2 separate regions of the Homo sapiens genome follow, and region 1 is linked to region 2. A link is an interaction called in ENCODE POLR2A ChIA-PET data of the cell type or tissue named here. Cell type or tissue: OCI-LY7. All regions are shown on one strand.

What was found. Peaks named below come from ENCODE experiments on the same cell type or tissue, not always from the same donor. Only the 100,000 strongest peaks of a DNase experiment are listed, where the experiment ranks them.
Region 1: POLR2A ChIA-PET joins it to region 2 with 14 read pairs; 2 of 35 experiments call an interaction of 5 or more read pairs at or near these places.

What each region holds. Positions count from the first base shown.
Region 1 is chr14:50,595,390-50,603,389 of GRCh38, forward strand. It overlaps ATL1 (atlastin GTPase 1), which reads left to right. Exons shown (of 14, transcript NM_015915.5): 6 at 187-243. Among named protein-coding and RNA genes, the nearest start is that of ATL1, 39 kb to the left of the region's middle. In OCI-LY7, CTCF peaks have their summits at 4,762 (motif pointing right) and 4,976; a DNase peak (open chromatin) is centred at 4,752.
Region 2 is chr14:50,188,011-50,196,010 of GRCh38, forward strand. SOS2 (SOS Ras/Rho guanine nucleotide exchange factor 2) reads right to left here. Exons shown (of 23, transcript NM_006939.4): 5 at 487-690. Among named protein-coding and RNA genes, the nearest start is that of SOS2, 40 kb to the right of the region's middle. In OCI-LY7, no CTCF peak of the experiment used is centred here; a DNase peak (open chromatin) is centred at 3,711.

The DNA of each region.
Region 1 (8,000 bases), 410 kb after region 2:
GCTTTACCTATCCAATGCTTATTTCCTAAAAATGATTATTAGAATCTTCTTAATGTAATATTCTGTTATACCTAGAGGGAAAAGTAAATGAAAGAAAGCCAAGAATTAAAACTTTGCAGGTGCTAAAGTTCTCTCTCTCTCTCTCTCTCTCTCTGTGTATGTGTGTGTGTGTAATTTTTTTTCTAGCTTTTCACTGAGTATGGCAGACTGGCAATGGAGGAAACATTCCTGAAGCCATTTCAGGTGAGCGAGTGTTAAATGATGGTAAATTCTTACTAGATTTTCCTGAAGACTGTAACCAGGTATATTAATTAGGGTCATGTTTCCTTCTCTTTTTATTTCATTGAGAAACCATTTTTGAACTATTTTATGCTATTTGATGCAATATAGAATGAGATGGAAATGAGGAAATCGAATTTTTAAGAATTATTTTTTAAAAAAGAGATGTGGAAATGAAAGATGAATTAGGCATTCTGGTTCCAGGCAAAATGTCAGCTTTTTTTTTTTCCTGAACTCAAAGTGACTCTCAAAGTGCTGGGATTACAGGTGTGAGCCCCTGGGCCCAGCCTCATTTATGTACAAAAATTAAACATCCAGCCATATCTTATGAGATGTATTAAACATAAGAATGTGTTCATTTGAAAATAAAAGGATGGAAAAAGATAGATCAGGCACATACTAAGTGAAGGAAAACAAGTGTCTATATTTTTGTGAGACTTCAAGTCTATAAGAATTATTTAGAATAGAGAAGTTCATAATAATAAAAGGTTATTTCACCAGGAAAATACAAGAATTCTAGTCAGGCATGGTAGCACATTCCTGTAATCCCAGCTACTCGGATAGCTGTGGTGGGAGGATCACTTGACCCCAAGAGTTTGAGTCCAGCCTGGGCAACATAGTGAGAGATGGTGTCTCTTAAAAAAAAAAAATTCTAAATTTGTATGACATATAGCCTCAAAATATATAAAGATCAATAGAACCATAAGAAGAAATAAGTAAATCCACTGAAACACAGCTCCTAACTATTGATAAGTCAAGTAAACAGAAAATGAGTAACAATACAGAAGATGTGAAACCTAGGGCTAACAAGCTTGCTTTATGGTACATGCATAGAATAGTGTAAGTAACAAAGAAAACACATTACTCTTAAGCATGCAAGGTGTATGTACAAAAGTTTACCACATATTAAGCCACAAAGCAGGTCTCCACAATTTTCGAAGGATTGAATTCATACTGACCTCATTCTGTCATCATAGGACAATTTAGTTAAAAGTTAGTAAGAAAGTGCTCATTTTAAAAAGCATATTTTGGAAATTTAAGCACACACTTCAAAAATAATTCATGGGTTAAGTTAAACTCATAATAGTTATATGAAAATACTGCAAATTGAGTGCTTGAAAGAAAACACACATATTGAACATTAAATGCTATCATGAAAATGGTACTTAGAGGGAAAAAAATATAGCCATAAAAGTTTTATATTAGAGAAGAAGAAAGGCAGAAAATTAGTGATAAGTACAAATTAAGAAGAAAAAGTAGGCTGGGCACATTGGCTCACACCTGTAATCCCAGCACTTTGGGAGGCTAAGGTGGGTGGATTGCTTGAGGTCAGGAGTTCAAGACCAGCCTGACCAATATGGTGAAACCCCGTCTCTACTAAAAATACAAAAATTAGCTGGGCATGGTGGCGGGCACCTGTAATTCCAGCTACTCCGGAGGCTGAGACAGGAGAATCACTTGAACCTGGGAGTGGAGGTTGCAGTGAGCCAAGATTGCACCATTGCACTCTAGCCTGGGCGACAGAGCAAGACTCTGTCTCAAAAAAACAAACAAAAAAAAAAAAAGAAAAAAGAAAAAAGAATAACAGACAAAACCTAATGAAAATAAGAAAGAACATTTATAAAAGCTATATGTCTCAGGATGGATCAATTTTAAAAACATAATGTGGATTGGAAAAAAGCTAGTTGCCAAAGACTATTTACAGTAGGATAGCATTTTTTATAAAGGTCCAAAATGAGCAAAACTAAACAATATGTTAAGAATATAAACACGTGTGATAAAACTATTTAAAAAGCAAAATTAAAGTAGTATTTACTACCGGAGAGGAGAAATGGGGATGTATCAGGAAGGGACACACAGGAAGCTTCAATGTTATTGGCATTTTCAATTATTTAAGCAGGTTTGTGGGTTCACAAGTATTTATTTTATTAATCTGCTTAATAGCATATATATATATGTTACATGCATTCTTTTGTAGGTATCATATTATGTGATAACATTTTTAAATTTTAAAAGGTCAATAGTGTTTATTTTTTTTCTTTTTGAGACGGAGTCTCACTCTGTCGCCCAGGCTGGAGTGCAGTGGTGCGATCTCGGCTCACTGCAAGCTCCACCTCTGGGATTCACGCCATTCTCCTGCCTCAGCCTCCCGAGTAGCTGAGACTACAGGTGCCCGCCACCACACCCAGCTAATTTTTTTGTGTTTTTAGTAGAGACAGGGTTTCACCATGTTAACCAGGATGGTCTTGATCTCCTGACCTCATGATCCATCCGTCTCGGCCTCCCAAAGTGCTGGGATTACAGGCGTGAGCCACCGCACCCGGCCAATAGCGTTTCTTAAAACCAGCAATTACAGCTAGCAAATATAAGTTTTAAAATATATATACCATTCACAATAGCAAAACAAAACAAAAATCTTTAGTAATTAGCCACCAAAATATAAAGACCTTTCTGGAGAAAAATTCAAAGGTCTATTAAAGACCATAGAGAAAAAATTGTATAAACCAAAGAGATATAATATGATCACAGATGGTATGATTTAATGTTGTGGAGAATTTCATTCTCAACAAATTAGTCAAACTCAGTGCAATTATAATTGAAATTACAATAGGATTTTTGTATATTTTCTACAACTCATATGGAAGAATTAAGTCTTGTTTTGATTTAAGAGTCAGGTTATTTTATTTTTATTTTTATTTTTTTTTGAGACGGAGTCTTGCTCTTGTTGTCCGGGATGGAATGCATGCAATGTCATGATCTCGGCTCACTACAACCTCTGCCTCCCGGGTTCAAGCGATTCTCCTGCTTCAGCCTCCCAAGTAGCTGGGATTACAGGTGCCCGCCATCATGCCCAGCTAATTTTGTTGTGCTTTTAGTAGAGATGGGGTTTCACCATGTTAGCCAGGATGGTCTCGAACTCCTGACCTCAGGTTATCTGCCCGCCTCGGCCTCCGAAAGTGCTGGGATTACAGGTGTGAGCCACTGTGCCCGGCCTTAAGTCAGTTTTTAAGAAGACGATCTGAATTAGAGGGCTCAATACACACTAAAAAGCCATAGCAATGAAAATGGTGAGGTCCTACACAGATACAAGAGCAAAGCTCAGTGGAACTAAACAGTTTAAATACACTCATATATATATGGGAGCCTGGTAGTCAATAGAGGTGGCATCATAAACTGGTGGGAAATAAATGGGTTAATAGTTGGGTTTGGAAAAACAAGTTCACTATTTGAAGAAAGAGCTGGATTTTTACTAAATACTGTAATAGAAGTAATCTCCAGATGGATCAAAGAACTAAATATGCAAGTTAAAACTATAAAGCTAATAGAAGAAAGTGCTGGAGAATATTTTTCTGAACTGAGGTGAAGAAACATTTATTAGACCCTCTAAAATAAACCATGTAGTAAAAAATTGATGCATATTACTACATCAAAATTAAGTATTTGTATTTATCAAATGACTTTATAATCAAAATGAACAGATTGGTAGAAGACATTGACAATGTCAAAGTCAACAAAAGATTACTAAGCAGAACATACAGGAAACTTTTGCAAGTAACCAAAACCTGGTTCCCAATCAGAAAACAGGCAAAGAATATTAATAGACAAGTCACAGAAAGGAAACCTGAATGGCTAATACATTTTTGAAGGGATGTCAAGTCTCACTGATAATTAGATAAATATTAAAACAACAATGAAATACCACTTTACACTCATTAAATAGGCAAAAAGTAGAACATGGAGATAATACCAATGAAAGCTAGGATTTGGGAAAATGGGAACACTCAGGCCCTATTGTTGAAAGTGCAGATTGGAGCAGCCATTCCATGGAGCAGAGGAAATATATAAGGATATTTATTGATAGAGTAATAGTAGCAGGAATTTGGAGACAACTTAGGTGTCCATCACTAGCAGAACAGATACATAAAAATATGGGGAAAAGCATACTCTGGAATACTTTGCAACATCTAAAGGCAATGAACCAAAAGTGCATAGAGTAGCATGAATAGAGTGTTAAAATTTGTACAGAAGTAAGCAGAAAAAAGTGTGAGATTTATAACATGATACTATTTATGCATATTATAATATATATTAAAGTGAATGTGGGTGGGAATGAATAGTTGAGGAATGGGAGTGAGGATCTGGGAAAAATATGATGAAGTAAAGTAGCATGGAGAGATGATGTATGCTGTGATGAAGGGGTATGAATTCTCCTGAGGGCTCAGGAACCTGGTGTGGGGAGGAGGTGAGGTAGAATAAAACCAGCCTTGCTTGCAGTCTTCTATATGATTTACAATATGTACTAGACTCTGTTGTCTTTTTTTTTTTTTATCATTTGTTAGGTTGATCGTTGAAGTGCTATATGGTAATTAGGCTATTGTTTTGATTTTCTTCTCTAACTTGTTACTCAGAACCACTGGCAAACCAGAGTAGGGAACTCCATTGTAAATTACAGAAAGGGACTTTAGGTCTTACCAGCAGATGTCACTGCTCCTTACATTTTGCCAGAAACATTAAAACTGGAAAAGACCAATCAATGCTCCAATAAAACAGATGAGAGATAAAGATTGATAGAGTTGCGGCTTTTGGTTAAAAAAAAAAAAAAGAGTTGAAAACAAACAATGAAAAAAACTTTAAGAGATTACCCTAGTTAGTAAACTGTTGACATTATGAAATGTCAGTGACAAGAAAAAAGTTTTCGCTGACTGAGTCAACAATGACTCCTAAACATGTTTGGACTTGTAACTCTTAACTACCTGAAATTGAAATGCGAAGCTCATTAAGTAGTAAAGGTGGCATCCAAAGTTATTTTATAGTATTTTAGATTAAAGCAACCAAATCCAAAACAAAAAATACATTATAAAATCAAAAGATAAAATGCAAATACATTCAAATTTCAAAACATATATGAGTTAAATAATTCAAATTTCAGTTAGAAAAAGCATAGCAAAAAATTGCAAAGTAAAATAACTTCTAAATGAAATTTCGATTTAGCAATCTTTTTTAGCAGGTCACTTCTATCCTCTTCTCTCTGATAAGTTAACAGCTTTATTCATTTGGGTAAAAGTGTGGGGAAATTTTAAACATTGCCTGAGAAAGTAAGGTGAGGGATAATGAAATTTTAAAAATAATTTTATATTAAAATTAAACTAAGGCCAGGTGTGGTGGCTCATGCCTGCAATTCCAGTACTTTGGGAGGAGGAGGCAGGAAAATTGCTTGGAGACCAGAAGTTTGAGATGAGCCTGAGCAACATAGTGAGACTCTATCTCTACAAAAAGTGAAAGAAAAAAAATCCACAAAGAACTACAGCGCCTGTAGTCCCAGCTATTTGGAGCGGGGCTGAAGTGGGAGGATCACTTGAGCCCTGGCGTTTGAGGCTGCAGTGAGCTATGATTGCACCGCTGCACTCCAGCCTGGGCAACAGAGTGAGACCGTATCTCAAAAAATAAATAAATAGACAAAATTAATTTAAACAAATTTAAAATAGAAGAATTCTTAACTCTGAAATACAGTACAATTATGAATAATAAACAGACCTATAATAAACAACAAATATGAAGACAATTAGCTGGGAAAATGAATAGCTGAATTAACATATTAACTTGATTCTTTAAAAAAACAATTTATATCAAGCTGTAATCAAGCAAACAAAAATATGTTCGTGTATTTAAAAACCATGGTTTAAAAGAGAGAATTAAAAGCTAAATGAATTCAGTTTAAAAGCAATATTGAAGTGCAAGTGTAACCAGTGGTGTGCTGGCAAAATGTTTAAAACTGGTTGGGGAGGAGGGAGGAGGTGAGCCTGATATATATTATTTGCTAATTTTTATGGTGTAAATACTTTTACCATGGCCAATTTCAAGCTACCATGACGTCAACCAACTTGCAAAAATTCCTCAAAATTTAACAACTGTTTTTTGCAACCTCTAATGAGCCAGCTCTAAACTATGTAGCACGCCCAGGAAGTATAATTCACATTAAGACATAGTATAGAGTTCTCTAAGTGACATTAGTTATTTTCTCACCTGTTTTGCTCACTATGAGCATTTGAATTTAAAGTATAAAAATCTGGCAGGAGCTACTTTATTAACATATCTATCTATAAAATAACTAGGTTCTTTATATTAGCTTCTTTACCTTAGGACTTCCAGTTTTTGTTGAGAATGACAATATTTTTCCATTAATTTAAACATGGCTGTATGTAATAACTGTGCAAGTTTTATTTGAGTAATAACACCCAGTTTGCTCTAAGAACCTAGTGAAAATGTCTTGTCACGTGCGATAGATTTGTGTCTATATTGGTATGTTATGAGTTTTTCTTTCTTGGTCATTTAGACTTGCATGAGCCACACCTGGCCCCACATTGTTCTGTATTGGGATGATCACATCCTTGGGGCAGGATCCCTACGACTAATTCTGGATATTTTTGATGTTGTCAGACATTATTTGAAGTTCACTCTAAATGCAGGCTGCTTATCAACACCAAGCAAGGCTGTCTTCCTCTAATGCTCTGCTAAATGACCAGCCGCCAGTTACTTGTTTCCCCAGGAAAGGCTCATTTTCCACTTGTATGACTCTGAGGAGCTCTGTGTGTGTGCTTGTCACTCTTGTCCTCTCAGTTCTGCTGGGCTGTGGTGGTGGAGAGGGTTTCCACTCCGTCATGTGCTAACAACAGTAAGCTTGTTATGGGGTCTATGCTAAAAACAGATCCCCCTTACTAAGAAGACCCTGTATTATACCTTTAAATGTACCCTTTGGCAATAGCAGCCCAGGAGTTTACGATTTAATCACTTCATGCCTTCTAATTATGTAGGCTATGAAGAAATAGAAACATTCCCCATTTACTAAAGTGTATTATAGTCTCAAGATTCACTTGAGTTCGTGTTTTAGATGTCAATACATTTCTCAGTGGCATTTCGACATGGTGGGTCTGTTTCTAGTAGGCCGGTCTGCAAAATCCTGTTTAATCTACAGCAAATTTAAATAGTGGTCACGAAGTTCCTGAGCCTTGGTTCCTTTAAGGCAGAGTCCTGAATATATTTGATGATTTCTGGACCTTTTTGAGGCCCAGAGCCCTGAGGTAGTTGGGAATTTTAGCAGGATTTAGGCTGTATGGCTCACAGAGAAGAGATGGGGCTGCAGCATATCTGTAGCCTTGATGATTGATGCAGAAGCAGGTGTTTTAGGCACCTGGGTTAGAATCATTTCTGAGCCATGCCACAGTTCTGCTGAATTGGAATCCCTGTGTTTAGACCAGGGAATCTGCACTCTCTATGTCATTCTCAAGCACATATTTGAGGACAGATTTAGCCACTGGGCACACTCCAGCAGACAGCATCTATGGCAGAAGGTTCTGGTAGCAGAGAGATAGGGCACCATTTCTATGTACATTTCTGTGTACAGATAGTTAGTAGATTAAGGTTGGCCTGTAATAGGAAAGTAGGAAGCATAAACCCTAAAAAAAAACTTTCCTTCACACAAACTTGACTTCTCTTAGAAGGCTTATTTCTTTCTTGAGCATATATTTTAGGACTATTTACATTTATTATCTTCTCTTCCATGTCCTCAGTGTCAAGTACTTCACTTTCTGGAGTTAATTCAGCCCAGTTTTCACCTACAGCATGTTTATTAACCATTTTCATACACTTAAAAGCCCAGCAAGACCTTAGACCTTACACAGATATTCAAATTATCTTTGTGAGATAAAGGTAAAAACTCAATT
Region 2 (8,000 bases):
TTTTCATTGTCACTGTACCTATTATATAACAATTCACATGTTTATAAAGCCCACAAATACATGAAAGTATTTTTAATGTACTCATAAAGTATTTAAAGTTACTATTTATGGGCTGGGTGCAGTGGATCATGCGTATAATCCCAGCACTTTGCGAGGCCAAGGCAGGTGGATCACTTGAGGTCGGCAGTTTGAGACCAGCCTGGCCAATATGAAGAAACCCCATCTCTACTAAAAATATAAAAAAATTAGCCGATTGTGGTGGTGCATGCCTCTAATCCCAGCTACTCAGGAGGCTGAGGCAGGAATTGCTTGAACCCGGGAGGTGGAGGCTGCAGTGGTGCGAGCTGAGATCACGCCACTGCACTCCAGCCTGGGCAACAGAGCAAGACTCCGTCTCAAAAAAATAAAAAAAAGTGACTATTTATGATTTTAAGCTGGTCTGGTTTTTTGGGGTACACAGAATTTCAAACCCAAAAAGGTACTTACAGAAGGTTTAAACAGCTTTCTATCAGAAAGAAAGGCTTCTCGAAACACTTTTATGATCATATTTAATTCCCGTAGATACTGTCTTTCTTCTGCGATTTCAGTTCTGACAAGATCATAGTAGTTTAATTCACCAGAAGAACTAGGTTCATCTTCACAGAGAGAAACCAAACCTATGTCATCCTGATCAAACATGTCCATCAAAACCTGAGAAACAGAAATCAATAATGTATAAATTTATTTTCTTTACTTTTATAAAAACTGCCTCAAAGTACTTGAAATCTATACGTTATTAAACAGGGCTGGGTGTTGTAATCCCAGCACTTTGGGAGGCCAAGGCAGGAGGATCACTTGAGGTCAGGAGTTCAAGGCCAGCCTGGCCAACATGGTGAAACCCTGTCTCGACCAAAAATACAAAAAATTAGCCAGGCGTCATGGTAGGCGCTTGTAATCCCAGCTATTTGGGAGGCTGAGGCAGGAGAATTGCTTGAGCCTGGGAGGTCAAGGCTGCAGTTGAGTCATGATCACACCACTGCACTCCAGCCTGGGCGACAGAGCGAGACTCCATCACACACACACACACACACACACACACACACACACACACACGCACACACAAATATTACACAATGAGTTGTGTGTATTATAAGTAAATTTATATGATAAAACCTAGAATAAAAGGAAAAAAAGTTGTTGAAGGTGGGAAATATTCAAATAAAATCGAGTATGGCAAAATAAATATTTCTGGAGATATGAACTAATGGTGAAATATGTACTAATACATATGTATATGTATATATGTATACTGTAATACACACACACACACACACATAATAGCAAAAAAAAAAAAAAAAAGCAAGCCTGTCTTTGGGGAACAATAACCCGAGCCAAAAATCCCAGTTCAGCCACTACTCGACTATGATTATGAACACATTTATTCTTTTGAAAGTCACATTCCTTATGAGTAAAATGTAGCTGATAAGAAGAATTCAATGTGGTAATGTATATAAAATGCATACTACTACATCTAGCAAATAGTAGGTATTCAACATGGTAGTTCCTTGCCATATTATAAGGATGACAGTACATATTTGAGTAGGGTTAAAAGGAGAAAAGTGAAATGCTACTATGGTAGAGGCACACGATAGATCAGTGCGATGCATTTCTGATGCACATTTACTACAATGACCACTGCTATTACGTTCATTTGCTAAACCCAAACATCTCACAGATGCTTAAATTGTTGTAGCAACCACTTCTTCTTTCAGAAATGCTACCATGGACTTAGGTCAACCAACAGGCAAGAACTAGCTATAAATCAAAGTGAAAAAGAAAGTTGACTATACTTTATTTTTTATTTTTTTTTTTTTTGTGAGACACAGTCTTGCTCTCTCACCCAGGCTGGAGTACAGTGGCATGATCTCAGCTCACTGCAACCTCCGCCTCCCAAGTTCAAGTGATTCTCCTGCCTCAGCCTCCTGAGTAGCTGGGATTACAGGTGCACGCCACCATGCCTGGCTAATTTTTTTTTGTATTTTTAATAGAGACGGGGTTTCACCATGTTATTCAGGCTGGTCTCGAGCTTCTGACTTCAAGTGATCCACCTGCCTCAGCCTCCCAAAGTGCTGGGATTACAGGTGTGAGCCACTGCGCCTGGCTGTGACCATACATTTTATAATTAATAATACTTTTTTTTAAAAAAAATGATTGGACCTAGTTAATTATATATTTAAGACTGACCGAAACGTACCCAGAGAGTTCAGCATAAAGGTATACCCTGAAAAGGAAACTACAAAAAGTAAAAACTTCAAAGGGATGAGAGGAAATTCTGACAACACAATAACAGATATTCATTCATTCATTCTGAAAAACATCTACTGATCACCATAAACTGTACCACATGTTGGTAAAATATGCTAATAAAGTAAACATGAACTCTGCCTTCCTAATCTTTTTGAATCTAACTCAGAAATATCTTATAAGCATCTTTTAAATCTGGTCAGCTCTCTCCATCTTACCGCAGGCTTTAGATTACTCCACTAAACAATCACCATCTCTTAAAAAGATACACAAGTTTCATAATTTGATCTGCCTGCCACAGGTCTTCCCAACCCCAGTTCTAAAATCATGTTACTAAAAATAAATGATACATAAAAATGATACTGGATTTCATTGCCTTCTGCATAAAATCCTAACTTCTTTAGGATAAAGGCCATTCATAATTTAACTCCAACCCACCTTCCTAATCTCATGTTCTGTGACACTCTCAAATCCCTCCCTTCCCCACTGCTTACTCCATGCAATCCACCTTCTTGTCATTGGAGACCATCATCCCCACTTCCCAGCCACTTTAAATTTAAAGAAACCAGTAAGGCTACACAGGGAATTTGGTGATGAACTCTGATTTCAAACAGACATGCAAAATAAAGGAAGACATAAGACATAAAAACACACAGAAGAGCTACCACCCTCTTCTCTTCCCCACCAGAGACCCTTTTAGAGTAGGTCATACTTGCTAGCTGTAACTTCTTGCTCCCATTCACTTAGCAAGCCCATTACTATATTAAAACTGCTCTCACTATTGATCTAGTGTCAAATCTAATGGTGTGTTTTAGTCTTCCTACTTGTTTTCTCTAGTTTTTGACACAGCTGACCATTCTCTCATTCTTAAAACTCTTAAAACTCTCAGGGCGAGGCATGGTGGCTCATGCTTACAATCTCAGCACTTTGGGAGGCCGAGGCAGGAGGATCACTTGAGGCCAGGCATTCAAGACCAGCCTGGGCAATATAGCAAGATTCTATCTCTACCAAAAGTAAAAAAAAATAATAACCAGGTATGCTGGTAGACACCTGCGGTCCTAACTACTCTGAAGGCTGAGGTGGGAGAATCACTTGAGCCCAGGAATTCGAAGCTGCAGTGAGCTAATATTGTACCACCACATTCTAGCCTGAGTGACAGAATGAGATCCTATCTCTAAATAAGAAAAAACACATATAAACCCCCCAGCTCCAAACAATTTTTCTCTTCTTGGCTTCTGATACACCATTCTGTCAGTGGGGCCTCCTCTATGACTTACCTTCTCTACCACCCACTCCAGAGTTCCATTCTTAAAACTCTTTTGGTCACATAATACCAAAGTTCCTGAATTTAAATGCTACAGGGGTCAGGCAAGTAACATTATAATATATAAGAAACAGTGGGGATTATGGTAAACCGGAAGGTACATGCACCTAAAGAGGAAGTGTGCTGCTCAGTGCCAGCTGTTTTCTGTTAGGCATTCTGATTTTCTTTTTTCATGAAAAGTCTGGGATTTACATTTTTATGTAAAATTTTTAGATCTGTAAATATAAATGGATGGCAAATAATTCAAAAATTTAAAAAACAAACCTAGAGACCCTATTCACTAGAAGGTCACCAGTCTGAAACTGGGAGGATTGCTTGAGCCCAGGAGTTCAAGACCAGCCTGGGCAACAAAGAGAGACCCAGTTTCTACAAAAAAATTTTAAACACAGCCAGGCATGGTGGTTCAAGCCTGTGGTCCCAGCTACAAAGGAAGCTAAGGCATGAGGATCACTTGAGCTCTGGAGGTTGAGGCTGCAGTGAGCCGTGTTCACACCACCGTACTCCGGCTTAGGTGAGTCCTTGTCACAAAAAAAAAAAAAAAAAAAAAAAAAAAAAAAAAGGAGCGAGCAAGCTAGCTCTTGAAACAGATGGAGTAATACTACCATGAAAGAGAAAATATATTCATACCCCACTCCTGTTAGCTTCAGATTTTTCTGGCCAGGCATGGGTGGCTCACGCCTATAATCCCAGAACTTTAGAGGCCAAGGTGGATGGATCACCTGAGGTCAGGAGTTCAAGACCAGCCTGCCCAACATGGCGAAACCCTGTCTCTACTAAAAGTACAAAAAATTAGCCAGGCATGGTAGCACGCACCTGTAATCCCAGCTACTCAGGAGGCTGATGTGGGAGAATCGCTTGAACACGGGAGGCAGAGGTTGCACTGGGCAGAGATTGCGCCACTACACTCCAGCCTGGGCGAAAGAGCAAGACCTTGTCTTTAAAAAAAAACAAAAACAAAAACAAAGGCCAGGCGCAGTAGCTCATGCCTGTAATCCTAGCACTTTGGGAGGCCAAGGCAGGCAGATCACTTGAGGTCAGGAGTTCGAGACCAGCCTGGCCAACACGGCAAAACCCTGTCTTTACTAAAAATACAAAAATTAGCCAGGCGTGGTGGCAAGTGCCTGTAATCCCAGCTACTCAGAAGGCTGAGGCAGGAGAATGGATTGAACCCAGGAGGCAGAGGTTGCAGTGAGCCAAGATCACGCCATTATACTCCAGCCTGGTTGAGAGAGTGAGAGTCTGTCTCAGAAGGAAAAAAAAAAGTATAATTCAATAGGTTAAAAACAAAAGAAAGAAAATACAGAACTCAACTGCTAGTATATCTAGATCTGGTGAACTAAGCTTCCTCAGAGCAGCTTTGTGCCCTCTTATTCTCTCACCTTTTTTTTGGTTTTTTTTGTCCACTGTTGCCCAATGGCACAATAATAGCTCACTATAGCCTCAATGTCCTAGGCTCAAACAATCCTCCCACCTCAGCCTTCCAAGTAGCTGGGATGCACCACCACACCCAGCTAATATTTTTTTTATTTTTAGTAGAGATGAGGTCTTGCTATATTCCCCAGGGTATCTCACCTTTCTTTCTTTGTTTCTTTTTTTAAATTTTTTGTAGAGATGATGTCTTGCTATGCTACCCAGGCTGGTCTCAAACTCCTGGGCTCCATCTATCCTCCTGCCTCAACCTCCAAAAGTGCTGGGATTACAAGCGTGAACCACTGTGCCTGGCCTTTACCTTTCCTAAACATCAATTTCCTTCTTAAGCATTTATGTTCAGTTTTTCCAGTTTTAAATACTATTTTCATTAGTAGTAACTTATATACTAGAAGTTAAATTCTATGGTTCTTTCCTATGATCATCTAATTCTCAGCAATCTTTGATATGCTAGAATACCTCATATAGCCACATGTTATTTTTATTTTTAACTGTAAAGAAATAGGGTTGATTCTCAAGTTCTCTGTCTGGCAAATTAAAGATATCCCTAGAAACCATATATTCAAATAATTTATTAAACAAATGGTCTGTGAGCTCTTGAACTAGTGATCTCTAGATATCAGTTTGGATATACTAAGATCATACCACATCATACAATCTCATTACTTAGGGTTACATAACTAGACCCACATATCAAGTCATCGGGATTTTTTTTTTTTTTGAGACATAGTTTCACTTTGTTGCCCAGGCTGGAGTTAAGTGGTACTCGGCTCACTGCAACCTCCGCCTCCCAGGTTCAAGCAATTCTTGTGCCTCAGCCTCCTGAGTAGCTGGGATTATAGGCAATCGCCACCACGTCTGGACGATTTTTTGTATTTTAGTAGAGATGGGGTTTCACCATGTTGCCCAGGCTGGTCTCAAACTCCTGAGCTCAGACAATCTGCCCGTCTTGGCCTCCCAAAGTGCTAGGATTACAGGTGTGAGCCACCACGCCCGGCCAAGTCATCTGGATTTTAGCTAAGCATATGACAGTCTCTTGTGACAAATAGGGGATCATGACAGGAATGTCTGAAACAAGGACCAGCAAACTACAGGCCAAATCCAGCCTGCAGCCTGTTTTTGTAAATAAAGTTTTGCTGGAACATAGCCCATGCTCATTCATTTATGGCTGCTTTCATGCTACAAGAGCAGAGAAGAGTAGATGCAAGAAAGACGTATGGCCCACAAAGCCTAAAATATTTATCCCCTGGCCCTTTATAGGTAAAGTTTGTTGACCCATGAATTAAATAAAATGTGAAATAATAGCTAACTAAAAGGCAGGAATGAAGAAAAGTGGTAACTTTTAACCTAGAAGAATGCCACTAATAACATATGTTGGAAATCTCATTTCTTATATAATCCCTTTCAATTTTTTTTTTTTTTTTTTTTTTTTTTTAAGATGGAGTATTGGCTGGGCGCGGGGGCTTACACCTGTAATCCCAGCATTTTGGGAGGCTGAGGTGGATAGATCACCTGAGGTCAGGAGTTTGAGACCCACCTGTCCAACATGGTAAAATCCCATCTCCACTAAAAATACAAAAATATTAGCCAGGCATGGTGGCAGGCACCTGTTATCCCAGCTACTTGAGAGGCTGAGGCAGGAGAATTGCTTGAAACTGGGAGGCAGAGGTTGCAGTGAGCCAAGATCACGCCACTGCGCTCCATACTGGGTGACAGAGCAAGACTCTGTCTCAACAATAAAAAATAAATAAATTAAATAAAATAATATGGAGTCTCGCTCTGTCACCCAGGCCGGAGTGCAGTGGCGTGATCTCGGCTCACTGCAACCTCCGCCTCTCAGATTCAAAGGCACCTGGCCTTTTCAACATTTTTACTAAATAATTTTAATTCAAGGTTTATCAGACTTGTACACTTTACAAAAACCTGGGTAGAGTATCTAAAATGCTGAATGACAGAATTCAATTTTTAAAATATCTACATATGCTGGAACATAGCCTCAATAACAGTATGAAGTTTTCTAGGGATAAATTCACGTTCATTCTTACAACAATAACAAAAAATCAACAAGCACAAGTTGGAGAAATCAAAGACCTAACATAATGGTACTTCATGTGGAACAGTCCTCGGGAGTTTAGAAATCTGCAGACTCAACAAGTACACAGAGTAACGTGGTGCCAAAATATTAATGCTGAAATTATTAAAGAATAGCATATAGAATGAAGGATACGTACATGCATTTCAATATACTCTGTTGGTCAGACCAAATCTGGACTATTGTCTTCACAGTTTTAGAAATCAGTCTAAAAGCAATATAACAAGGGGATCTGAAAATCCTGCCACATGAAGATTTTTTTAAACTCTCAAAAGGTGAAGATTTAGGACATGGAAAAATGCTTCAAATAAAGGAATGACTTATTAAAAAAAAATAGTTTATGGCCTGGTGCAGTGGCCAACACCTGTAATCCCAGCATCTTGGGAGGTTGAGGCAAGAAAATCACTAGAAGCCAGGAATTCCAGACCAGCCTGGGCAACATAGCAAGACCCCATTCCTACAAGAATTTAGAAATTAGCTGGGCATGGTGGCAGGCACCTATAGCTCTAGCTACTTGTGAGGCTGAGGCAGGAGGATTGCCTGAGCCCAGGGGTTTGAAGCTGCAGTGAGCCTGGGTGACAGAGGGAGACTCAAGCTCTCAAAAACAAAGAAGCTGGGTGTGGTGGCTCAAGCCTGTAATCCCAGCACTTTGGAAGGCCGAGGCAGGCAGATCACAAGGTCAGGAGTTCGAGACCAGCCTGGCCAACATAGTGAAACCCCGTCTACTAAAAACACAAAAATCAGCCAGGCATGGTGGTGGGCACTTGTAGTTCCAGCTACCTGGGAGGCTGAGGCAGGAGAATTGCTTGAACCTGGGAGGCGGAGGTTGCAGTGAGCCGAGATCACACCACTGCACTCCAACCTGGGCGACAG